Regions from separate parts of the Homo sapiens genome. Here regions 1, 2, 4 and 5 are each linked to region 3. Evidence: chromatin loops called from intact Hi-C (ENCODE). Cell type or tissue: heart left ventricle. All regions are shown on one strand.

Region 1 (5,000 bases), 410 kb before region 3:
GGGACACTCCAGCACAAGCTAGGATTCCATGGTGGAAGCAGCTAAGTAAATGTATTCTTCCAGGAGTGACCTTCCATAGAGATAGTGTCTCTGACCACGCTGAAGCTGAACTGGAGCTGGGCAAGGCAGAGAGGTTCAAATGAAGGGTGACTCCCACTATCACACCAAGCCCCACTGGGCAGCTGACCTGCCTGCCCATCCTCCTCCTCCTTAGACAGAAAACAGCGAATTCCATTCGCCTTTCTGCTCTCAATGAAAGGCTCTCTTTGGGTTCTTTACTAATCTACAATCTGTAAAAGTACTTTCCCTGTGACTTTTCTCCATTTCAGTACTGTCTTCTCTAAATGAGAATTAAAAGCAAGTTCCCCACACCGACCTCAAGTGGTTTCTAAGATAGCAAGAGTGCATTTTGCAGGTTGTCTGAGAATTTAAAAGAGATGGGGGAGGGGAGGAAATAGAGTCAGAGTGAATGCAGAAATGCTGGAGAAGAAAACGGGATATAATACTGCGGAATATTTTAATAGTGGGGACACAAATGTCATAATTAATAAAGCAGGTGGAAAGTTCGCGCTGTGGTGCAATTGTAAAGAATGCTTATTAAATACTTAAAAACAAAGAAAATTTACGTTTCTCAAAAGGACAGCTGAAAAATTCCTTGAGCTAAAATGTGTTGCTATTCAAGATGCCATAAAACTAATGTTAAAATATGATATCTCATTTCAATCTTTTTGGGGGAAAAAATCAGGCTTTGACTCACTCATACGACAGATCCCACGCACCCACCCACCAACATGGCCCTTGGCATGGGCGACCTGCCCACGTGTCGATGCAATCGTGCCTCTCTAGAGCCCTGCTTCCATCCGTTTCCCGAGCTTCGATGTCGTGACGAGAGACCGCGGCTACATCAACCTTGGGCAACCAGATGCAGCCGCGTGCGGCAGCCTGGCACTGCCCGGAGCATGCTCAGTCGGGTCCTGACCCACTTCTGCAGGTCCGACCTCGGGGCGTGGGGTCAGAGGCACTACTTTGCCAGTTTGCCAGGAACAGAGAGGAGCAGAGAGACTGAGAGTTGCTAAAGCTCCTCTCTTGGCACAGCAATGCCTGACCCGGCGGCGGAACATGCCCAGTCTGGCTGCCGGAGCCGCCGGGAGCGTCAATGTGGAAAGTCCACCTTTCCGGGTTTTCGCAGCAACCCACCGGGAAGAGGGCGGTACGGGAGTAAAAAGGCCGGAGTGGGGTGTGGCCAAGAGGGCGGGCACTAAAAAGCCGGGGGAAGGAGCCTGGTCCCGCCCCAGAAATTGAGAGTCTCTGTTCTCTTTTAAAATTAAAAAAAAAAAAAAAAAAAGGGAGATAAGGAGGAGAAGAAGCCACTAACATTGCAGGATCGTGTAGCGAAACTTCTGTAGGTACTTAATAATTTTAGAGTACTCTACTTTTTAATTAAAAAATCAACTTATGGTTCATTAGAAAAAACGTGGAAATTACAAATAATATTTTTAAAGAAAATGAAAAAAAAATTCCTGGAACCCCACCACTCAGAAAGTCACCAGGGAACGGCCCGCTGGGTTTTTTTCCAGACTCTTCCATCTGTGGACTTTGCTTTAAGAGACGTTTAAGACTTACAGCGCAGTCGCCCGGGAAGGCCTGAGAAGCTTTCGGAAGCAAGGTGGTTTGCTCGTGATTGCATTTGATTGCAAGGAGACAGGGTAGGCTTGGGGGTGGGTTGACTGGTTCCCATTTAGCGCCCCAGGATGGGACCCTAAGAAGCCTTTTCCTGGGTGTCCTTGAACACGCGTGCGATGCGACGCCCACAGAAGTTGCGGTGGAAGCCCCGGGCGGGAGAGAGAGCGGAGTGAGAGTCCCGCGCTGCCGCGGAGGCCCTGGGCCTGCGGGTGTGGGGCTCTGGGGGCCGCCGAGGCCCGGCCCAGAGGCTGAGCGGACTGAATGCGGGACTCCCCGGCAACTACAGCCTCCGGTGGCTCCTCCGCGGGGCCGCTCCGCAGCACCGACTGGCTCGCGCCGCACCGCCCGCCCCGCTGCCCCCGCCCGCGGCTGCCGCGAAAACCCGGCGGCTACACCCGCGCCTCCGCGCCGCCCGGCGAGCCGCACTGGGCATGCTCGGCCCCGGCCGGCCCAGGCTCCTGTAGGTGGGAAGCTCCGCGCTCCCGGCAGCCGGCGGCGCAGCTCGCAACGCTGTGAGGCGCCGGCGGAGGCGGCTCGCCCGCAGTAGGCGCTACCGGGCGTCCGGCGCAGAGTGCGGCGCAGCGGCCGCTGTCGGGCTGGCCATGGCGAGGGGTGCACGGCGGCCACCTGAGTGGCGCGGCGGTGTCAGGTTAGCGGGGGCCCCCGGCGGGCCGGGGCGGAGGGGCACGGGTGGGAGCCAGCCCCGCACCGGGTCGGCGGCCGAGTCGGCGCCGGGGCCGCCGAACTTTCGGGTGTTTGGGCTGGCTGAGACTGCGGCGGAGGCTGCGCTGCGAGACGCCGCAGGGTCCGGGCAGCGGGCTCCAGGGGGTCGCAGGATGCTTCGAGATCCGTGCGGGGCGGGGGCTGGCCGTTTGGGGACTGCCGCATCCTGGGCTCGAACCGTAACCTTCCGAGGGCGAGGAGCGCGGAATCCACTGCCAGCTGCCGGCGAGCCTCCTAGGTGTCGTGGGGGAAGGGGACGCCGAACAGCCGTGGGGGCTTTCGCTGGGCTCTGGATCTCTCTCATCGCTGTGCCTCAGTTTACCCGGACAGGGAGGAGCGTGCGCTGGCCAGGGCTCCGGAGAACGTGAATGCGGGTTCCGCGTCGGGAGGGCGCCGTGTCCTGATGCCGCAGGAGTGCGGGCGGCTGTGGGTGCTGCGAGCCGCCGCCTCGCTACTGAAGCTCTCGGAGTTTGTCGCATTTGACTCCATAACAAGTTGACATCGAATTGCTTCATGGCGTGGAATGGGGAAACGTGCTTCATCGGATTAAAATACAGAGTGATTGCAGAACCGATTTATTTTAAGCTTGATCATTAAGCTGTCTTCTCCAGCCCTGAAAAAAAAACTTGCAAGCTTTATAAAGCAAGGTAGCAAAAAAAGGTTTGTAGGTGTATTATCTGCTCACATTGTAGAAAACAGTTAAGATACGATCGAACTGTCATTATTTTTAAGGATACTTAGCAGAAAAGTTTGGTTACTGTGGCAATCTTTATTTTGCGTTATCTTCGATTTAATGTTAAAAACTTGGAAACCGAGCATTGCAGAAGCTCAGTGTTTTTTGTAGTTTTCTCACTTTTGTTTCTAGATGAAACACATTTTTTTCAGTTGCTACTATGCTGAACATAGTAAAATCCTTCAAGATGAAATACAAGATGGAAAAAAATGTCGTTTCATGAGACCGTAAGTTATAACAGTGTAGTTCTTCTGACATTTTACTTACACAGAAAGTGCAATTTGTAGGTCCCAGTGTGGTTTCTACAGTTGTTTATTCCTAAAACATTTAGTACCATTAACACTATTAGGATTATTGTATCTAATAGGGGCAAGATAAACAATCCTGTTCTAGTGGGAACTAGTTCTGCTAACTAAAGCTAAATTCTCAAGCCTCTTTTCTATAAGTACCACTTAGTGGGTTCAGTTGTTTTATTCATTAAGCTTATTACAAAACAATTGTTTACATTCTTTATAGACCTTAATAGACTTTAGAAATGCATTGACTTTTCATTGAGTTGTGGGTAGGCTTTAAGGTTGGTGCTTGCTTGCAAGCCTGAGATGGCTCCAGCTCTAATTCTGGATACTCTCTGGGGTGATTTCCCCCAGTATAGAGTTGGCTCTGTCCTGTGATGCTGCATAACCGAGGTTTAATAATAGGAAAGGCTTGAAACATCCAGACAACAGCAGTAGCAACAACATGATTACCATTTTTATGAATTAGAACCTGCAGTCCCCCATTTTAGCCAAATAGTCTGGTTGGTGATGTTCACTCATCCTAAATTTATTTCTAAATACATTTATAGAAAAATAAGTTTGAAAACTCCAACACAAATATTGAATAATTGTGCTTCTCTTTTCTATAAAAATGCATCAAGTTTAAAATCTTTCATGAAGTACTGCCTGCATGTACACCTTATCCTGAACAGCAGGTCTCATATCCTCAGGTGACATTCCCCAGTAGAAGTAGCTAGAGTCTCCCCTTAGCCTTGGGTTCTTCCTGACCTGGAGGAAGCAGCAAGGCCTCAGTTTACTTTTTGTGAATGTGAGGTTTAATACAGATCAATAGGCCCCCTTCTCGATCCACAAATCCTAAGTACAAATCCTAAGTATTTTCTCAGTGTTAAGAGACACGATGAAATTTAATCAAAGACTTACTTACATACTGCCCTTGGCTTCAAAAAGTCCACATTTCCCTAACCTAAAACTCAAAAAAACAACAGGAGTTAGGTTGAAAAGGGGTTTTATTACTGCTCATGAAGAAAAAAATAGACTTTGTAGGCATGTTACAAAAAAAGGTGATCATTTCTTCTCTTTTGTAGTTAACTATTGGGTTCTTGCAGCTCACTTGCTAGGCACGTGATTTTTAGGTTTATTTCCATGTGTTTAGATTTCTAGACTGTATGATGTTGTTGGTGACATTAGACATTTACAGCAAATTACTCCCTTTAAAAATAGATCTATCCCCCAATCCCTGTGACCTTAATTTATCCAATTCCTATTTGGCTTGCAATTTAAATACTCGAGGCATTTTAAATTGTGCTTAATTTGGACTTTTTATTCTACTTTTTAATGCAAGAACTTTTAGATACTGGAATACAAATAAATATTGTAGCCAAGTTGCTTTTAACCTCAACACAGCCTAGCCAGATTTGTTAAACAAGTGTTAGTTTTTGGAATTTAGAAATCATGCAGATACTATCACTCCCCTAAGTTGGCATCTAACCCAGCACTTAGGGTGTGACTTGTCTTTCCTAGCCAAGGCCAGGAGGACACTTAAAACTTTGACAATGTTTTCAATCTATGGCATATCACATTGCGGT
Region 2 (5,000 bases), 96 kb before region 3:
AAGTTCCAGGTTCCTTTTGCATAAATTCTACTGACTTTCAAAAGTGACACAATACTAATCTTCAATATTGGTGGGTTATTTTTCTTTTTAAAGTAAAAATAATAATTATGAAAGTTTGGAATGAAGATGACTACAAAGCAAAGTACAAAAGAAACTTAATATTGATACATAGCTATAGACCTCTGATATGTAGAGTTTCATTTACAATGTTCTTTCCTCAGAGGAAAATATTTTTCTAATTTCTATGATGTCACAACACAGCAGTTATCATCTGGATCTACCTTGGTGAAAAGGTAGCAAAAGGCTGTGAGGAGACTTAAAAACTCCCGTGGATTTTACTATAATTTCAAATTAAAATTAAAGGCAATGTGCACTAAATAAATAATGCTGACCAAAAGAAACACTCCCTAATGTTCAGGAGCTGTGACTGCCACTTCTTAAAGTAAGCTAATAAAATGTATTTATGATTAGGGATTAAAAGGACTTTCACTTTGTGCATTTTTTTCTAAATAACAATTGTTTCTCATTTAGCATGTCACTGTTATCACATCAAGCAAAGTGATGGACATAAATTCTCATAATGAGGATACATGAAAATAATTAGATTGCTAATTAAAACAAAACTATGGTTACTGGTTTTATAATGGAAATTAATGTGGCAATATAAACAGTGAAAATAAAAAAACCTTAAAAAAACTTTAATCTTTAAATTCTGGAAGCCCATCCAAAATACCCTTCAGGATGACTGGACATTTCCTTGATGATCTCATTAAGTCAACCTCCCTGTTAAACTGCCTTTGAACATTCAGACTTGAAGGATGTCACTAGGAGACTTCAAAGTAGCCTGTTCCTATAGCTACGTCCAGGTGTAAAATAGTTACTTAGCTTGATGGCTGGGGTGGGAGGTGGGGGAGCAGGAGGATAGAGAATGGGAATGACAGAAATGGGTTCTCTGCTCATGTTTTCTCATTATTATGTTAAAAATAATGTATCGATCCTTAAAAGTTCTCAGAGCATGGGAGCAACTTCCCCCTCCAAAAAAGCTCAGAAAATGCACTATATATAATGAACATTCACTCATTCAATAGATGTTCTTCATTGACTAAACATTTGAGATTTCTTTTTTTTAAGCCATCAATTCATTTGATTTTATTGTTGTAGTCAGGAAATGTGAAAATCTTGGCAATTAATTAAATATAATACCAATTGAATTCTTACTCATGCTTTTCTATCCAATTATACAGAATGATTAATTTCAGTTAGTATCATCTATATTGGTAAACTCTGCCAAATCACAAAATATACTGTGAGGAAGGTTACAAATGTATAACGACCCAGTGGCAAATTTAGAATTTTACACAGTAATCTCTGTATTTATAAAGTAAAAACCCTAAAAGATGGAGAAACACACATTAATGGAGAAGAGCGATTTGAGCATAATAAAGTCAGAGTGCTGCTTTAGTAATTTTACAGAGTGGAAGGAAAATCAACGCAAAATGTGGCTCATATAAAACATTATTTGCTGTTTCCTTTTGGGCTAAAAACTAATGATGTAAGAGTTAACAGGGCATAACCCAGCATTTCCAAAGCATGTTCCAAGAAACACCAGTTCCCATGAGTTCTACTATATCCTTCCCTGCAACCCAAAAATAGTTGCATTTTCAAACAAGTCTGGAAAACCATGTATCCTATTACCCATCCCCTCATCTGGGAATCAAAGAATATCAACATATTATAAGTTCTGAGGAGTTCCATAGTAAAGAAACCTCAATTGTATTTAATCCAATACTTTCCAAACTTAGACAGTCACAAAATGTTTTTTCTGAGTCACTCCTATTAACATCCTGCTAATTCCACCAAGATTAACTGATTTTGAAAAATTCTGCAGTTAAAATATAAAGTGCAGAAAACCAATAGCTAATTGAAATTTTTATAATTTACAAACATCTTTCCCTTTCATCTATTCTTTTTCTCCTTGCACCTAAGGTTCCAGATTTGTTATCTTCCTCCAAATAACTATTTTCCACTTCTAAAAATGCAGTATGAACTACACATCAATGATAGCTATGCAGAACTTCATGGTCTCCTTTAAAAACCAGAAGATATCATTTCTTTTCTGGGTTTTAAATAATTTAAGTGAGAAAAAAAACACCCGACTTCCTAATACACTTCAAACAAAACAAAAAGTCCCATGAGCCACTTCCCTAAATGATCTCTTTTCTCCCCATATATGTATCAATTTATTTTCCTTGACAGACAGAAATAAGGAAAATATGATGAAAGCAATTTAATATATTCCCTTAGAAGAAAGTCCAACCCCTTTTTTCATATGAACAGGCAGGACCAGACAAAATTTTAATTAGCTATCCACCCCTCGCTCTATACACTTCGTTATTTTTACACTTTCTTTTAAATATTTTCCTTTCTAATATCTATGCTGCCAAATACCTGGGAATTAATCAACAAACTGAAATATGAAAATTAATCCCTAACAGTTCTGTGTTCATAGTTAACCATAACTCAACAGAATAACATTTATATTTGTCAGTACACAAAAGAAAAAGCCATGCCAGGAACAGAAAACAACTTGAAGCAAATAATAGTTTGTAACAACTCAGCTTAGGTTCCAGTTGAGCCATTTAACAAATAAAAGGGCTCAAGGACTAGCAAAGCTTTATGAAAAGTTGCCCCATTTAACTAGTACTGAGTTTTTAAACTTAATGAAGTCGGTGCCATCATTTAATCAAACAATATTACACAAAGACAAATAGTAACAATAATAACTTATGAATACATCTCTTCTCCAATCAGTATCTAAATTATTAGAATTTAATAATTCTAAACTCCCTGCCTTTAAGGGCTTTATCTCTTTAATGATTTACTTCATATTCCTAAAGAGTTATTTTAATTAGCGCAGTGAAAAACACTAAACATAGATCTAATTCTCTAGTTTCATATTTCTATTCTTAACTCAATCTAATATATTGGCCAAGAAAATGTTTTAGTAGTTTAAGAAATCACAAAGAAAGAGGATTTCTATCAGTCACTTACAGTGCAAAATAGTAGCAAGAGGCTGGGTTTTAAAGTAGGAAAGACAGTCTGATTCCTTGAACCATGACTTGTTCACCACATGACTTTGGGCAAATTATTAAAGCTTCTTGAGCTTTAATTACTACATCTGTAAAGTAGGGCTATAACTACCTACTTTGCAGAGGTCCTGCAAAGTTAAATGAGAAAATATGAAGGTGTTCAATAAACAAATTTCCTTCCTTTCTGTTCTTTTTCTCTCCTTTCTCTGGACAGGAGTCATGTATTCTGTCACCAATGTGTTTTCTACAACATGTTAAAAAAAAAAAACAACAAAAAACTGCTATGATTCTCTGTTTAGAATTTCAACCAGCTTTACGCTGTTCAGGATTAGCCATCCAGTTTATGCATAATCCAAGAATACCCTCTGTTTTTTGGTATTTGCCTTCGGATAAAACAACATTCTTAAGTTCAACAAGAAAGAATATATAGTGGAAATGAAGGGTCCTAAAGAAAGAAGTGTGGAGAAACAGATCCCAGGTCCAGGAAAAGAGAGCAGTGGTGACGAAGTAGTGTATTTGCTAAATCAATTCTGTGCATTAAGGTCTCCACAACCCCCGTGACATCTGTTTCTTTCCTATATTCCTGTCAATGGAGAAACACTGGCAGTTCATGTGTAAAAGGTGGAAAAATAAATTATCAATGTATACATTTTAAATACATGAGTATTTATTTGTCCTTAGCAGTTATATAAATATAAAAGATTTGTGTATAGAGAAAGGTAGACAAAAGGAAACAAAGCATTTGTTAAAGGAGATTTTTAGCTCATTTACAAATTTCATTTAAGTATATATTCTTTCCTTCATTACATGATAAATCAAATATTGGCTGAAAGAGTAAATAGCAAAATATCTAGAAACTTATTATTGTACTAGAAATTTATATACTAAAAATGAAACATTTACAAAAATAAAACAGGTTTTTGCAGTGCTCCATGCAGGTTAGGTCCACTCTTCCCTAGGAAAAGAAGCACTCTAAGCTCAACATGCTTTCATGCTGGAGATCTTTCAGCACCTCTTTTCCAACTTTGAGGTATTATTTACAAATGTCACTGTTTGGCAAAGAGCAGGCAGATGACATCTTTCTTATTCCTTAGTAAATGTGAAATTTGATTGACTGATCCTATATTTGTGACTATACCATAGGACAGACTTTCCCACCTGGGAGCTGACTCACATGCTCCCCTAATAACTATATAGATTCCACTAAAAAGGATCCTATATTCTAGCAAGTGAACTGATTCCTGTGGTACCAGACTTACCCATTGTGAGTTACAAGGCACTGCCTCAGTCCCAGCTTTCGGAAAATATCCACCACGATCTCCATTGGGGTGTGGTCTGTCACTGTAAAAGGGCTCATGTCAAGAATGCTTCGAAGCTTCAATGGCCGAGGACTTTCTGCTGGAAGAGATGGGGTGTGCTGTGCAAAACACACCCGAGAACTGCCAACGATACCTTCTTGTTTTTTCCTGGCACTTTCTGAAAAGAGAGAGAAGAGACCAACACTTTTAAACTGATAGATTTTTAAGTAGGCAACCTGTTTATTCAGAGATAAAAAAAATTAATGTATCCTATGACTTCTGATCCCTTCATTTTTTCCTATCTTCTCCTTAACCAAGAAAGGAGTCAACTGAAAAGCCATTTAGCAATTGTTTATATTTGATTGAATTAGAAGTCAACAATAATATATCATCTTCATGGAAAGAAATTATTTTTTGGTAAAGTTATATCATCGTACAATTTTCTTTACTGAAGCTGTTTTCTAACTTGGGGGCTAAGGAAGTGGGTTTGGAATACGGGATTTTAAAACCTGCACAAATTCTGAGCGCAGTTTATTATAGGAATCCATTATCAAATGAAACCTGCCTCTGCTGAATGTTACTTATTCTGCACTGGAGGTGGCACTAAAGAGAG
Region 3 (5,000 bases):
TACACAAGCACTTTAACTCCCATATGTACTCCTGAACTGAACAAATATTATTTTGTAGTGACTCACAAAGGGACGCAGTTATTTCCATACCGACCTCATAAAAAAAAATCTTCTAAATTAACTCTTTAAAGATGAAAGTAAAAGCATTTCTGGAAAGATTCAACAATTATACAAGCCACAATGATGCTGCAGTAACTGAACTGCATAGCTCCAAAAGTTTACGTTTGTAGAACTGAACTTTTGAATTATATATCTGTGTAAAAGGTATGGTCGCTGTTGATTCAATTCCATGAACAGGAATTTCTTTCTAAAGGAAACAGAAATCTCAGTTTCTAATATGCACAATGCATATGTAATTATCTTCTATATGCTCCGCAGTTTTAAAATGCCATACAAACAAAGCATACCACATGCAAAGTCAATTTCTGAGATTCTAAGGCAGTTTCTGGTCAAGTTTAAGATCAAACCACAAATATATATACACAAAAAATATTTTACATACATATATATCTAAAGATAGAAAAACTGAATATTATTTTTAAATTGGGGAAAATTTAGCGAAAGTAAAACCCACTCCTCTAAGTTTAAAGTTAATCTTCTCCTGGAACCCACTTCCATTTTATTCAGAGGTCCTTCGACGGTTCCTGAAGCAGATGTGTGAAATTTTAAAGAATGTCTGAGGGTATATACCTAATCAGGATGGGTTAGCATCCCAATTCACGATGTACCTTTCAACATTATGTAGGTACATTGTAAGAGAAACCAAGATGAGCGCTGTGGCCTCACAGTTGACCCAAAATCTGTGAACAGGAGAGCTGACAACTCTTCGCTCATACAATGCAACTCACCTCGCAGCTCAGAGACATAGCAAAATCGGTGGCTGTTTTTTGCGCTGCCTTTGGATTCTGCATCTGTTTCAAACCTAGAACCTAGCTACCCTCGGAGCTCCACCGAAGAAAGCCTGACACAGCGAAAACTATCGCGATTTAAAAGATACCTGACGTTTTCTACCGCAGAGGTTACGAAAATTTTGCCCGGTGGGACTTTTATTGTCCTCCTTCAAACACGGGAGCAACATGAAGTTAAATCCTCTCGCTCTGGAGATCCCTAGAGTCAACCTGCTTCTGCCCAAAATTAAAAATAAAAATCTCCAATCTCACTTCCCCCTTAAGACTAAAACTGAATCCATGCTCTAACTCGGGAGTAAAGTAGGATGGCTTTCAACCCACCACACCCTCCTTGCTCATTATTCCGGGTCACGGGCGAACTAGAACACTGGGAAAGGGGCTGCAGGTTCCGGACCGGACCGGCCCTGACCCACGGAAGGGGAAGAGAAGCGGCAGGAGTCAGGAGCCCGAAAGGTACGCCCCAGCGTCGACGCGTGACGTCACTACGTTGACGTGAACGGCCGTTCAGCGTCCGGCCGTCCCAACACCTCCTCCTCCGGCCACTCGCTGAGTAGCGTCGGCGCCTATTGGGCGGCGTGGGAACGGTGGGCGGGCCGGGACTGGGTCTCGAGGAGGAGGAGGGGTGCGAGGTGCCTGGCTCTGAGGGCCGCCGGGGCTGTGAAGCCTGTCATTAGCGATTAGCTCACGTCAGTCACTCACGCATCCCTGTTTGCCCTGCTGCTGACCTCGCGCGAGGCGGCCACCTTGTGGGAGATGTTTTCGTGAGGCAACAGACGCTGGCCGTTCCCAGCGTCACGCAGAGTTCGGATCCACTCTAGCGAGAGACCACAGCGTCCGGGAGCAGCTTGTGAAACTCTGGCGAGCGTCAGCCTTGAAAATAAAAAGTATTGGCAGCCGTCGACGAGCACAGGTTCCTAAAACTTAGATCGAAGAGAAGTACCAGCCTTCAAAAATAAACCAGCACCAAAAGCCCCCTGTGCTTATAGGTGACGTGCGGGCTGGGAGTGCAGTGGTGTCACCTCGCCTTGTATGTCATCGCCGGTTGTGTGCCTAACATACATACAAAAAGGATAACTCGAATTTAGCCATCACGCATTTTCAAAAATACTGCTTGGAAATTGAATGTTTGGAGAAAAGATATAATCTGGGGTTTCTACACGGTCTGAATTGGGTTCATTTCCGTTTAGCAAACATTTATTGAGCTCCCAGCGTGGGTCACAGAATTCAGTAAACCTGATCCCGTGTTCAAGGTGCTATATTCCGATGCAGGGCAGGGCGATGCAGTGAAAGAATGGTGGCCACAGCAGTAGCATGCTAATAGCCTGGTGGGCAGGTACAGGTTTTGCATTTCTTTGGCGAGATCACTTTTGAGTGTCTCCACTGGGTGGCAGAATTAAGACCCGTGAACGTTTAATATCTCCTGTATATTTAGTATATTATGAATATATACTGATTAATGAATATTAAGTGCGTGTTGTATATCTTGTGCCTCATGAATATTAAATATGACCTGGTCTTGCCAGCCTTTTCTATTTTTACATATACGTGCTCCACCGACTGTTTTGCAGGCTAGGAACACGTGAGTTTTGTTCTCCTATTTCTTCTAGGGCAGCATTGAATATTCTCAAAGACAGTTCTGGGCTTCAGAGCTGGTATAGTGCCCATGGTGGTGATCACAGTGCGGTCAAGCTTCTTAGGACCTCTTTCATTACTTTTATCCAGGTAGAGTTTGTAGAACTATGGAAATACCCAAGCACGATTTTCTCTTACCTGGGACACTGTTGGCCAAGATCTTTAGATTCTTCTTAGAAAATGTGGAAAAGCAGGCAAAAATTTTTCCAAACCAAGTGGAATTTTTCACAAGACATTTACTCACATTTTTTTTTCTCTCTCACTGTAGTTACGTAGCTAATTTTGGAAAGGCACATGGATTTTGAGAATGTAGACAGTAGTTGTGGTCTATTAGTCAATCTTACCTGCTTTCTATAAGGATGAAAAATTATTTCATGGTAGTGTCGTAGTTTCTTAATGGAGGATTGTTCCAAGGATCTCTCTTAAGTGTGCAAGAACAAGTCTATTTGTACGTTTGGTTTTTTGTAATATTATCCCTATTATGTACTACCTTATTCCTTTATAAGAACTTAAAGTCATGGTCTCTGGCATACATAATCATCGCACCAGTAGTTCTCAATCTTCACTTTGCATCAGAGCCATCTAGGGAGCTTCAGAAAAATATCCTTGCTTAGGTCCCACTCCCAGAAATCCTGTCTTAATTGTTTCAATGTTGGACCTAAGCATTCCTGTGTTTAACTCTTCCCAGTTGATCCAAGGTGCTCAGTCAGAAACACTGTGTTACATATGGGGCAATATATTTAAACAATGTGGTATGTGATTGCTTGGTGATAAAACAATAGATCGCATCTGGGAAAAAACGTTCTCTGTAATTCCTCTGGTGTTTTTGTCAGAGAATCTGGTGATGTTGAACTTCCTGTTCAACAGACTGGTGGGAGGAAACACAGGGTAAGCACCATAGCCAGATCTTTGGTACATTTTAAGTGCCCTAATGTGAATACTTTCAGCCTGATCTCATTCCATCGTGGTAAATACTACAGAAAGGATGCTGATTGATTGGCATTCTTACCACATCCCTTATTTTAGTGGGAGTGATTAAGAAGGAACTTCTTAGGGCTGAGATAATTCCCAGTAAGGAGGTTTACAGATCCAACTGTGGGCTTTTCTCCCATATGAAAATAATTTAACAGCCCACCTGATCTCTGTACCGTAAATAACTGCTCCCAGAACCCTAAGAAGAGTTTGTATTAGTATCCAAGTGCTGTTGTAACAAATTCCCACAAATTTAGTGGCTTGAAACAGTACAAATTTTTGATCTTAGAGTTCTGTAGGGTAAAAGTCTGACATAGGGCTCACTGGTTAAAAATCAAGATGTTGGCTGGGCAACCTCTTGGTGCCACATGTGGTGGCTCACGCCTGTAATCCCAGCACTTTGGGAGGCCAAGATGGACGGATCACCTGAGGTTGGGAGTTCAAGACCAGCCTCACCAACATGGAGAAACCCCATCTCTACTAAAAATACAAGATTAGCCAAGTTTGTTGGCACATGCCTGTAATCCCAGCCACTTGGGAGACTGAGGCGGGAGAATCACTTGAACCCGGGAGGTGGAGGTTGTGGTGAGCCAAGATTGCACCATTGCACTCCAGCCTGGGCAACAAGAGCAAAACTCTGTCTCAAAAAAAAAAAAAAAAAAAAAAAATCAAGGTGTTGGCAGGGCTGTTTTCTTTTACAGGCTCTAGGGGAGAATCCACTTCCATGCCTTTTGCAGCTTCTAGAGGTCACTTGACTTCCTTGGCTCATTGTCCACTTCCTCCATCTTCAAAGCCAGCAATGGAAGGCTGAATGTTTCTCATATCATATATAAGTCCCCCTTGCCATGTAATCTGATATATTCACTGGTTCCAGGGATTGGGGCGGTGGGGCAGGGGGTGTTATCTTGCCTACCATAGGGTGCTTAAATTCATCTTTTAACCACAAGTCTCAGTATGCATTTTTTAAAAGGCCCCCAGTATACAGGAAGTATTTGGAGACACAGCAAAATAAGTTATGTGAAAAGGGTCAGTTTCTTCCACTGTAAATCAGATTTTTGGGCTAGGACTGGTTGGAGTTTAAGTTAATAACGAATACTCAACCAATATTTAAATTAGCTTCACACTTCTGCCACCAACCAACCAACAAAACTCTTGGGGCCTCAAGGAAAGGGAAAAAGGACAAAAAGATTGACTCACAGTGTAAGAGTTTACCAATTACAACCAGGTGTAGGATAGCCTGTTCACTAGTATATCTGGAACCCTGGCAGATTGAAACAAGAGAAACAAATGATAGACATTACCAGTGAGTGGAGGTGGTATAAACCTTGCCCTCTGTCAGCAATTCTCTCTCTGGGAGTGGCAAGTTGGATGATGCTATTTTATAGAAGTGGCAAAGTAAAGAGCACTGGGAATCATATCTCAGTTTCTTCTATCTTGCTCCCTGGACCAGTAAAGTTACTCTGAACTTCCCTTGAAATAAAAAAACCT
Region 4 (5,000 bases), 85 kb before region 3:
ATCCATCTCATATATACATATATATATTTTTGAAAGGGTACCTATTGCAATTGTCAGGTCTCTTCTGAGGGCAAATCCCACTAATCTCTGAGATTCTTTTGACATTATGACAGGAAATCCATTGTAGCTGGTTTCATTAATCATGTTTTCTATATCATCCACTGTCATATTGTCCTGTGTCAGGACAGCTAAGGGAGGATCATTCCTTCGAGGTCTCATAACGTCAGCAGCCAGGGTGGTATGAGTGAATTCTTCTTTTGCATCCAAGAAAGGGTATCCATTTAATCGGATGTGTGCTTCATAAATGCCTTCCCTGCCAAAGGCATCTCCAACCCATTTACTGGTCATGACTGCAGCCATAAGGGGAACAATATATTCCAAGCCTCCAGTAAGCTCAAAAACAATAACCACCAGGGAGACAGTCATTCTTGTCACACCACCTGAAAAAAGTAAGCACCCACTGGTCAGGAAGGACAGGATCCTCATCATTACATTTTATTAGAATTTTTGCACTAGGCAGTTAAAACTAAATGGCAAATAGAACTCAGTCAGGGAAAAGCATTAGCATCTAAAACTGCTACTCCTCTTTTAGGACAATAATCACTACTTTTAATAAGCTCTAGAGAAACACCAATTTTCTTTGTTTATAACAGAGAAGACTATTAAAATAACATTTTAAAAACCTGTTTATTTCATATTTTAAAAAAGCAAAGCTTACCGACTAAAACAATTTTGCCATTTTGGTTTAGTGCTGTAGCAAAGACATAATTTCACCCTTATAAAAGCTTATTCTAATTATAAAGGAATTTAGTAAAGCACATCATGCTTTGCTACAATTTACAAATTAAACTCATATATGGGTAGAATATTAATATAATAAATTTCTCCTCTAAATTTTTTTCAAAAAGAGTAAAATACTTTGATGCCTTTGATTTACATTAACGATGCAAGTAATATTCACTCACAGAAAACTATTTGGGCCAGGCACTGTGGCTCATGCCTGTAATCACTTTGGGAGGCCAAGGCAGGAAGATCACTTAAGTCAAGGAGTTTGAGACCAGCCTGGGCAATACAGTGAGACCCTGTCTCTACAAAAGTAAAAACTAAAAAAAGTAGTCATGCATGGTGGTGTATGTCTGTGGTCCCAGCTACTTGGGAGGCTGAGGTGGGAGGCTCGTTTGGGCTGGGGTTTGAGGCTGCAGTGAGCTGCGTTCACACTGCCTATGGTCCCTTTCTCGGTATTCTCACTGTTATCAATCCAGTCCAAGCCCTCATGACTTTATTCCTTTTTTACTTTGTATTTTTTAGGATTTGGGGTCTCACTCAGTTGCCCAGGCTGGTCTCAAACTCCTGGACTCCCATGATCCTCCCACCTCAGCCTCTCCAGTAGCTGGCATTACATGCATGTGCCATCGTGCCTGGCTATTCCTTAATTATAATACCATTTTATCTTACCTCCTTGACTCCAGGCCCCATTACCACTGTATAAGCCATGTTCCCTTGTTAATCTTTCCTAAGTACTACTTTTACTGTGTTGCTCTTTTGCTCAAAAACCTACCAGGGCTCGTCAGTTCATACTGTATTAAGCTGAAGCTCTTCCTTTTGTTTTTTTACCTAAAAATAGCAAGGAGACAGATCCTACCTACTATGTATTACATACCTACCCTATACCAGGCATGTCCTAAGCAGTTTACAAAGACTTGTTTTTAAAACTAGGCACTTATTTTACCAGGCACTATTATAACAGTTTTGCATGCATTTTATCTCATATAATCCTCAAAACAAACCTAGCAGATCACCAGGTGTTATTACTTTTTATATACAGAAAATTAAAACTTCAAGAAGGAACTTTCTCAAAGTCATCAAACTAAAAATGGCAAAGCCAGGACTGCCATAAATCTGACCAACTTCAAATATAAAATCATCCTGACATTAATCAGGTTTCTTGTCTTTTCATAATCTGTTCCTTCTCACTAATCCAACTTCATTTCCCAAAAGTACCCAAAATATACTCTCTAGAGTCAATTTCTTCAAAGCCTCATGAATACAAAATTTATTCCCATCCTCGTTCCTTTGTCTTCACATTATAATCTTCAACAAAGTCACCTTTTCCTTAAATTCTGCTAATCTTTTAAATAAAGCTCATGTTCTACTCTTCCTGAAGTACTTCAGCTCTTTCTTCCCCTATATTCCTACCATACTTAGACTCTTTTAACCTTGTATATATTTGTTAGTATTCCTCACTATTGTATTCTCAGTGTTCATCTTGTCTCCTCAACTTGATTAGAGTCGAGATTGGGTCCATGTTCTTTTTGTATTATGCACTGTATCTAGCACAATGCTAAAAAGAAAGTGGACATTTAATAAATACTTGCTACTTTGGTGAAAATGAGTCTGTCCTTTCCTTTTAATTGATATTACATTTTTAAAGATCAATAATCACATAATTTTTATTCACTAAACAAAACTGGTCAAAATGGCAACCATTAATATTATCACCAGAGTGTAGCTGATATTTTAAATATGAAAAGCAATAACCATTTTTTCCTGCCCTAACAGACATTAAATAGACTCAAGTACTTAATGTAGGTATTTTGCTTTTCTTCTCATTAAAATGAAGTTACCTTTTCTCATTTTGTTACAAATATACCTTAGATGATGGAGCATGGGTAAATACATCTTTTACTAAGGCTAACAATAAATCATTTCAGAACCAAAGTAAACCTACTCTGAAACTCTGTTGCAATGCTAATCTTAGGTATTATGCTATAGTTGTTATAGGTAAGCCAAGATCCTTAACGATGAAAGAATCAAAGACATCTTTGGTCAGGATTCAAATTAAGCTTATGTTGTACTTAGATGGCTTCTGCCATAGTGTATTAAGTTATATTACAATATGCTAATGCCATTAAATTCTTGTATTAACAAATGTTGTAAGACAGAAAACCGGTACTGTATAATACCCTAATAGTACTACTGTTTCTTATCTGTTAAAACATCTCCTCCTGGCACCCTCCTTTACTCAACCAATCCGCCCACCAATTAAGCAAGAATGTGTCCCACTTTCTCTTGGCTCTCTCAGACTTGCAAACATCCACACACAGGCAGACACAGCCATATTACCTAAGCATGCAGCAGCACCAACCATGGCATAAAGGCCAGGTGTAATGCAATCAGCCCCGACCTCACACCACTCCTTAAAGATAAACCAGTCGTGGTGATAGTAGGCAAGCTGCTCCACCGCAATCCCCACAATCCTTCCTGCGATCGCTCCAATGGCCATGCTGGGGATGAACAAGCCTGATGGAACCTATAACAACAACAGAACTCTTTATGGAGCAGAGATCCTCTACTCACATGCCTGAAACTTACATTCTATGCATTTATTTCTAACACTTTTGATTCTTTTCACATTGTATTAATATAGCAAAATCCTAGTACAAATAAAACTAAAGCAAAATCTTGTACCTTAACAATCCCATGAATTCAGTTACAAAACAAACCACATTCTCTAGGCCAAACAGAAAAAAATTCAAGGGTTATTTCCTTTAGCTCAAGGTAGCTCAAGGGTGCCCTAATGTCAGTCCCTAACAAAATTTTCATTAGTCCATGGTGAAATGAAAAAAAAAAAAGAAAAAAAAAAGGACAATATGCTGGATACAATATATACTACTTGGGTGACAGTTGCAGTAAAATCTTAGACTTCACCATTATAGAATTCATCCACGTAACCAAAACCACTTGTAACCCAAAAGCTATTGAAATTAAAAAATATATATTTTTAAAAGTACAATATGAAGTATTTTTCATAAAACTTAACTGATTCAGTTTTAAGCACTGTCTTTTACTTCAAGATTATGTGATTATGTCCTCCTATATATTTACAAATGACGGAAATGGTAGATGCTATTCATCTTAAGTGGTACAATGTTAAGTGGACAAACTTATCAGAGTTGCCCAATATTTTGACTGATATACAGACATATCTTGTTTTACTATGCTTTGTGTTACTGTGCTTCACACATGTTGCAGTTTTCACAAATTGAGGTTTATGACATCCTTGCATCAAGCTAGTCCATCAGCACTACTTTTCCAACAGCATGTGGTCACTTTGTGTCTCTGTATCATATTTTGCTAATTCTCTCAATACTTTGAAAATTTTCACTATTATTATATGTTACAGTGCTCTGTGATTAATGATCTTTGATGTTCCTGTTACAGTTGTTTTACTGCACCATGAACCATGCCCATAGAAGAAAGTGAACTTAATAAGTGTTGTATGTGGTCTGACTGCTCCACTAACTGGCTGTTCCCCTGTCTCTCCCTCTTCTCAGGCTTCCCTATTCCCTGAGACCCAATGATATTGAAATTAGTCCAACTAAGAACCCTACAATGGTCTCTAAGTGTACAACTGAAAGCAGAAGTCACGTCTCTTGGCTGGGCGTGATCCTGCCGACTCAGCCTCGTGAGTAGCTGGGACTACAGGCGTGCACCACCACACCTGGCTTTCTTTTTTTTTTTTTTTTTTTTGTAGAGATGGGTCTTACTATGTTGCCCAGGTTAGTCTCTAACTCCTGACCTCAAGTGATCCTTCTGCCTTGGCCTCCCAAAGCATGGAGATTACAGGCGTGAGCCACAATACCTGGCCATTTTTAGCTGTTGATATAAAGTGAGAGACGTGACTTTTTTTTGAGAGTAATCAAAGACTTTTTTTTTAAGTAATCCTTAAATTATGCCAATCTACTCTCTCTGTGCTCTATAAATGGAATAACAAAGCCTGGATAACAGCATATCTGTTTACAGCATGGTTTACTAACTATTTTAAGCCCACTGTTGAGACCTACTGCTCAGACAAAAAGATTCCTTTTAAAACATTACTCATCACTAATAATGCACCTGGTCTTCCAAGAGCTCTGATGGAGATGTACAAGGAGATTCATGTTGTTTTAAAGACTAATTTTGACTTTTAAGTTTTACTGAAGAAATGCATTTCCTATGGC
Region 5 (5,000 bases), 48 kb before region 3:
GGAAAGCAGTGGTGGAAACATAGCTCACTGTAGCCTCAAACCTAGGCTCAAGCAATCATCCTGCCTCAGCCTCCCAAGTAGTTGGGACTGCAGGCAAGCACCACCACACCTGGCTACATACTACAATTTAAACAAATCTTCAGGTTGGTTTGCCATTATGAACATTATCTAACATATATGTATCTGCTCAGCCATCCTCTTTTCCAGTTAATTTTTACGATTTTAAGTCTTTTCTTATTCTCGACTTTTTCTCCAACCCCACTACCAGATATCCAATACTAATAACCAGGTATATTTCCAAACTTAAAATAATCATATTATCCATTTATTATCGTCACATTAGGTTTATTATTTATGTAATAGAACCTGATTGTTTTGCCCACTTGGTATCTCCTTCCCCTTCTTCCTATAACAGAACCCAATTATTTTAAGGAAACTTCTGTCCCTCACTGCATGCAGTCCTGGTGAAGGTATCAATCAAGATACCTTCTCCTCCCCAGCTAAAGAAAACACATAGATCCAAGTTAGACCAATCAAACTGTGGCTCCTAGAAATGTAAATCTTGAGCACAGTGTTAATCAGAACCAATTAATTTTAACAGCTGAAGCTTCAAGAGGACTTAGGATAATTCCATAGTTTCTGCTACCTAAATATCCAGCTCTTGGATGATAAGAAAGTATGACCTGAAAGTTAGTAGCTTCCAAGTTTAAGACAAAAAAAAAAAAAAATCAAAAACTTTTTTGGAGGGCTGACTACCGGATGCCAGTGACTACTATTCTACTACCTAACTCTACTATCTCCTGGCTGAAAAACAGTAACAAAAAAGACTGGAAAAAAGATCACTTTTCTTCCAGGTGGCCTAGTAGAGAAATTCCATGACTTTACTGCACTTTGAGGTCAGAAAGACCTAGAGTCAAATTCCAGCCCTGCCTCCCGTTAGTTCTGTGATCCAGCGCAAGTTACTTATTAACCTCTTTGAGTACCTTGGTTTTGTTACCCACTTCTACTAGAGTATTGTATGTGGACTGGAGACAAATTATGTAAAACATTTAATACTATACTTGACAGATAGTAGAAAAACAATAAACACAAGCTATTATTTCTGCTCAAATATTTGGGTATTTAAAATTTCATCAGGAAAGCCACGTGTAGTGGTGCACACCTGTAGTCCCAGCTAATCAGGACGCTGTGGCAGGAGGCTATATCATCTGAGCCCAGGAGTTCAAGGGAGCCTGGGAAACACAGTGAGATCTCATCTCTATTTAAAAAACAAATAACAAACAAAAAACAACCCCCTCTCACACACACAATTCAGCATGTTGCATTATATTACTCATATGACTAAGTTATAATATCGCTTAACCAAAAGACTAACAATATGACAAAGACAGCAAAAAAAAAAAAAAAAAAAAAAATGTCTGGCCGGGCGCGGTGGCTCACACCTGTAATCTCAGAACTTTGGGAGGCTGAGGCAGGTGGATCACGAGGTCAGGAGTTCAAGAGCAGCCTGGCCAATATGGTGAAACCCCATCTCTACTAAAAAAAATCAGGCGGGCATAGTGGCATATGCCTGTAGTCCCAGCTACTCGGGAAGCTGAGGCAGCAGAATCACTTGAACCCTGGAGGTGGAGGTTGCAGTGAGTGGAGGTTGTGCCACTGCACTCCAACCTGGGCGACAGAGCGAGATCCATCTCAAAAAAAAAAAGAAAAAAAAGTCTTAAAAATTTGGACAATGAGTTCTTCTACAACTGTATATTGAGCAAAAATCCTGTATTTTTAACAGATAACTTAATTCATTATGCCTGGTATGGACACAGAAACAAATTCCTAAAATGCATCATTCATGCATCTCATAGTTCAGGTATTACCAATACTGAAATACCTCCAGCAAGCAGGAAAAATTATCCAATCGATGAACTAAAACTGGCTTGCAACTTTCTTGTAAAAATAACTCTACTAAGAAGATTGTTTTGCCTTATTTTAGTTTTTCCAGAGACAGGGAACTTTATAAAGATCAAGCATACCTATGGAATACAAATCCATTATTTCCTAATATGTGTAATCTAAACATAAAGACTTAAATTTACCTGTAGGAAAATTACTTAAAATTATTCATTATTCTTTTTCCAACTGAGTAACAGCGGTTAAAAAGAAAAAAAAAAGGATTCATTATTCTTTAAAGAAATATTTTTTCTAGTGAGGAAAGAATAGTCTTTTGAATAAATGATGCTGGGACAACTGGCTATTCACGTGCAAAAGAATGAAACCGTACCCCTACCTCACACCATATATAAAAATTAGCTAAAAATGGATCCTAGATCTAAAGAGCTAAAATTATAAAATACAGGAGTAAATTTTTGTGATCCTGAGTTAGGCAGGTTTTTTAGATATGACATCAATGCAAAAGGGACAAAAATAAAAAAAATAGATAAACTGAACTACATCAGAATTAAAATAATCTTTCCCATGTAGAGGCCACTGTTATCTAGCTCATGTCTAATAATAACAGTAAGAACAGCTAATTTTAATTAACTTAATGTGTACCAGACATTGTTCTCAGGACATTACATATATTAGTTCATATAATCCTCACAACAACACAATGTGACAGATATTATTATCTCCACTTTATAAATTTGGAAAACAAGGTGTCAAGAGTTAAACAGGCCCAAGGTCACACCGCTAGCAAGTAGTAGAACAGGGATTCAAACTCTAGCACTTTGATTCTCAAGTCACTAAAATAATTTCATTGTTGGTTTACATGTATACTTTAAGAAATGTGGACAACCTTCTCTCAGAGTAGGTTAAGAACTATTACGTGATGCCTTCTCCCAAACACATATGTATATGCACTTAGCCTTTGGACAATAAATACAATCTTACCCTTCACCATCACCATCCCTCTTTGCCTTTGGTTGCAGTCCACTTTTTCCCATATTATTTAAAATGCTGCAATAGAAAATTGCAGAAGTGGTGAGCACTGCTTTGCTCCCAGCACTCACATCCTTATGCTTTAGCAGAAGTTTACGATAGTAATGCATCCCCATTCTTACCCTCAGTTGTTCCCGACATCTTATGCCACAGGGTGTACCTTTACCCCAGGTGTACTTACAAACAGGTTTTCAAACTTTTTCTTAGCTTTTGAAATGTTTTTCAAACATGAAGTGGAGAAATGTTTCTCACTGACATAGTATATAGATATGTACTTAAATAAAACCAAAGTTTAGTAAACAATGCTTACTCTTACTACTTGGTATATACTGATATTTTATTTTGTTTTTTTAATCTTTCCTTTTAAAATACTGGTCACAAGTCAACTGGTTTCATGATCAACATGTTAAAACTTGAAGTTTGACAAACACTGAACTAGAAAAATATAGGCATTAATAAAATTGTCTGCTTTCCCAAAAATACAAATATAATTTTACCCACAAGCTTTCCACATATATTTGCTGAACTGAACTTAAAAAAAAAAAAACAACACAACCTTAATTGCTGCGCCTTAAACTGAGCTTATTAGTAAATATCACAGTGACACTGGCAGGAGCCTAAGCCTTTTCTCAAAGGGGTTTATCCAAATAATAGTTTTACATGAAAAATGATGCATATAGTTATTTAAAAAGAGTTACTTATTACCTCTGTGATCAATCTCCAAAGATGTGAAATGGTGATCCTCGTCATTTAAGTTCATAATGCAGATTACTGTTACATAAGACACACATAAAACATATGAACCTTTTTAAAAAAATTATGGAAGGAAGAGGCAGAAATCCAAAATACTATGTATTCCTTCACAACCTATTTGCTTCTGTATGTTAAGAGCAGGAAGTCTAGCCCCAGATGGTTTTTTTTTTTCTCTCTCTGTGACCCTACTGATAAGAAATGGCCATCCTGGTAAGGGATGGGAAAGTAAACGTTCTAAGTTGATAGTGGAAGTTCCAGAATGTTAGCAGACTCCAAATCAAAGATTAAAAAGGTAATGGCAAGAATAGTGCCTCACATTTAGCAGGTGGTCAATTAAATGTCTACTGGGTAAATAAATAGCAAAAAAGAAGCATACGCTATTAAAATTTGTTCAGCCATTCAGTCATATTTAACTGTCTAAACTGCAAAGACTTGCAAGTTAATGCCAAATCTCAAAGAAGTTTACCAAAGATACACAACCAGGCAGCAGCAATACTAAGCCCATTACTCAATTCACTGTTTTCTTTTCTGTTCTGTTGCCACCTCAAAATAAAAAGCCACATCCTTAGTTAGAGATGATAAGGTGGATATTAAGACATCTGTGTAATTGGAAACAAGTTCCACATTCAATTATTATGTCTGCAAATATGATGAGCTGTACAATACATGAATAAAAAGGTTTATAAAATTTGCTAAATTTCATATTTCATAAATTTATAAAATTTGTTAGAGAAACTAGAGTAAATCCATTTTATGACCTAATTAAAGTTGCAAAGGGCTACAAAGAAACTAGAAATTAAACATATGTTAACTTAAAAACAAGAAACAAAACCTTAAAGTTCAATTTAAACTACCAGTCTCCTGCATAAACGCAAAGCAGAAACCTCGATGCTGGGAAAATAGCCAAAATTACAAACTTAATCAATGCGGCAGGAAATCTGTTCACACTCGGAAATCTTGATACAAAGCATTTCTGACAAGCCATGAGATGGCATAAAATTAACCATACTAAAGTGTCAGCTATTTTTAGAAAATCAAGCTAGAGGTAGTAATATGAACCAGATTTTATTGAAGATTTGAAATTCAGATACTGTGGGAAAAGTACATTTAAAAACAGGCTTTGTTTTATACTACTGTTGTAGAAACAAGGAGTTTCTGACACCAAATAAAGAATCTTTAGTTGTTCCTTTAATTTACAGACACTTAGATGGATTAATTTTTAAGAAGAGGTTTAATTTTCTAGTTGGATAAAATATTAGGGCCAATAAAAATATAATAAGTATCTGAATCCTAAAATCATTTTACAAAGAGCCTGC

Evidence for each region. Peaks named below come from ENCODE experiments on the same cell type or tissue, not always from the same donor. Only the 100,000 strongest peaks of a DNase experiment are listed, where the experiment ranks them.
Region 1: a loop joins it to region 3, with 3 times the contacts of the local background. A loop is called at or near these places in 61 of 110 quality-filtered maps.
Region 2: it touches region 3 in a loop (2.2-fold over the local background); 52 of 110 quality-filtered maps call a loop at or near these places.
Region 4: it touches region 3 in a loop (2.5-fold over the local background); 27 of 110 quality-filtered maps call a loop at or near these places.
Region 5: it touches region 3 in a loop (2.8-fold over the local background); 73 of 110 quality-filtered maps call a loop at or near these places.

What each region holds. Positions count from the first base shown.
Region 1 is chr4:170,023,566-170,028,565 of GRCh38, reverse strand. MFAP3L (microfibril associated protein 3 like) reads left to right here and starts at 2,171. Exons shown (of 3, transcript NM_021647.8): 1 at 2,171-2,332. RefSeq lists enhancers at 946-1,085, 1,075-1,794 and silencers at 1,266-1,335, 1,794-2,193, 2,274-2,363. In heart left ventricle, a CTCF peak has its summit at 2,197; DNase peaks (open chromatin) are centred at 1,185 and 2,075; H3K4me3 peaks cover 2,655 bases; H3K27ac peaks cover 706 bases.
Region 2 is chr4:169,712,644-169,717,643 of GRCh38, reverse strand. CLCN3 (chloride voltage-gated channel 3) reads right to left here. Exons shown (of 13, transcript NM_001829.4): 12 at 4,349-4,565. Among named protein-coding and RNA genes, the nearest start is that of HPF1, 43 kb to the left of the region's middle. In heart left ventricle, no CTCF peak of the experiment used is centred here; no DNase peak of the experiment used is centred here.
Region 3 is chr4:169,616,912-169,621,911 of GRCh38, reverse strand. It overlaps CLCN3 (chloride voltage-gated channel 3), which reads right to left and starts at 1,334. Exons shown (of 13, transcript NM_001829.4): 1 at 849-1,334. RefSeq lists enhancers at 877-986, 1,177-1,406, 1,477-1,526, 2,087-2,156. In heart left ventricle, CTCF peaks have their summits at 1,446 and 2,276 (motif pointing right); a DNase peak (open chromatin) is centred at 1,451; H3K4me3 peaks cover 2,767 bases; H3K27ac peaks cover 1,883 bases.
Region 4 is chr4:169,702,308-169,707,307 of GRCh38, reverse strand. CLCN3 (chloride voltage-gated channel 3) reads right to left here. Exons shown (of 13, transcript NM_001829.4): 10 at 3,124-3,310; 11 at 42-440. Among named protein-coding and RNA genes, the nearest start is that of HPF1, 53 kb to the left of the region's middle. In heart left ventricle, no CTCF peak of the experiment used is centred here; no DNase peak of the experiment used is centred here.
Region 5 is chr4:169,664,459-169,669,458 of GRCh38, reverse strand. All of the region lies in intron 2 of CLCN3 (chloride voltage-gated channel 3), which reads right to left. Among named protein-coding and RNA genes, the nearest start is that of CLCN3, 46 kb to the right of the region's middle. In heart left ventricle, no CTCF peak of the experiment used is centred here; no DNase peak of the experiment used is centred here; H3K27ac peaks cover 226 bases.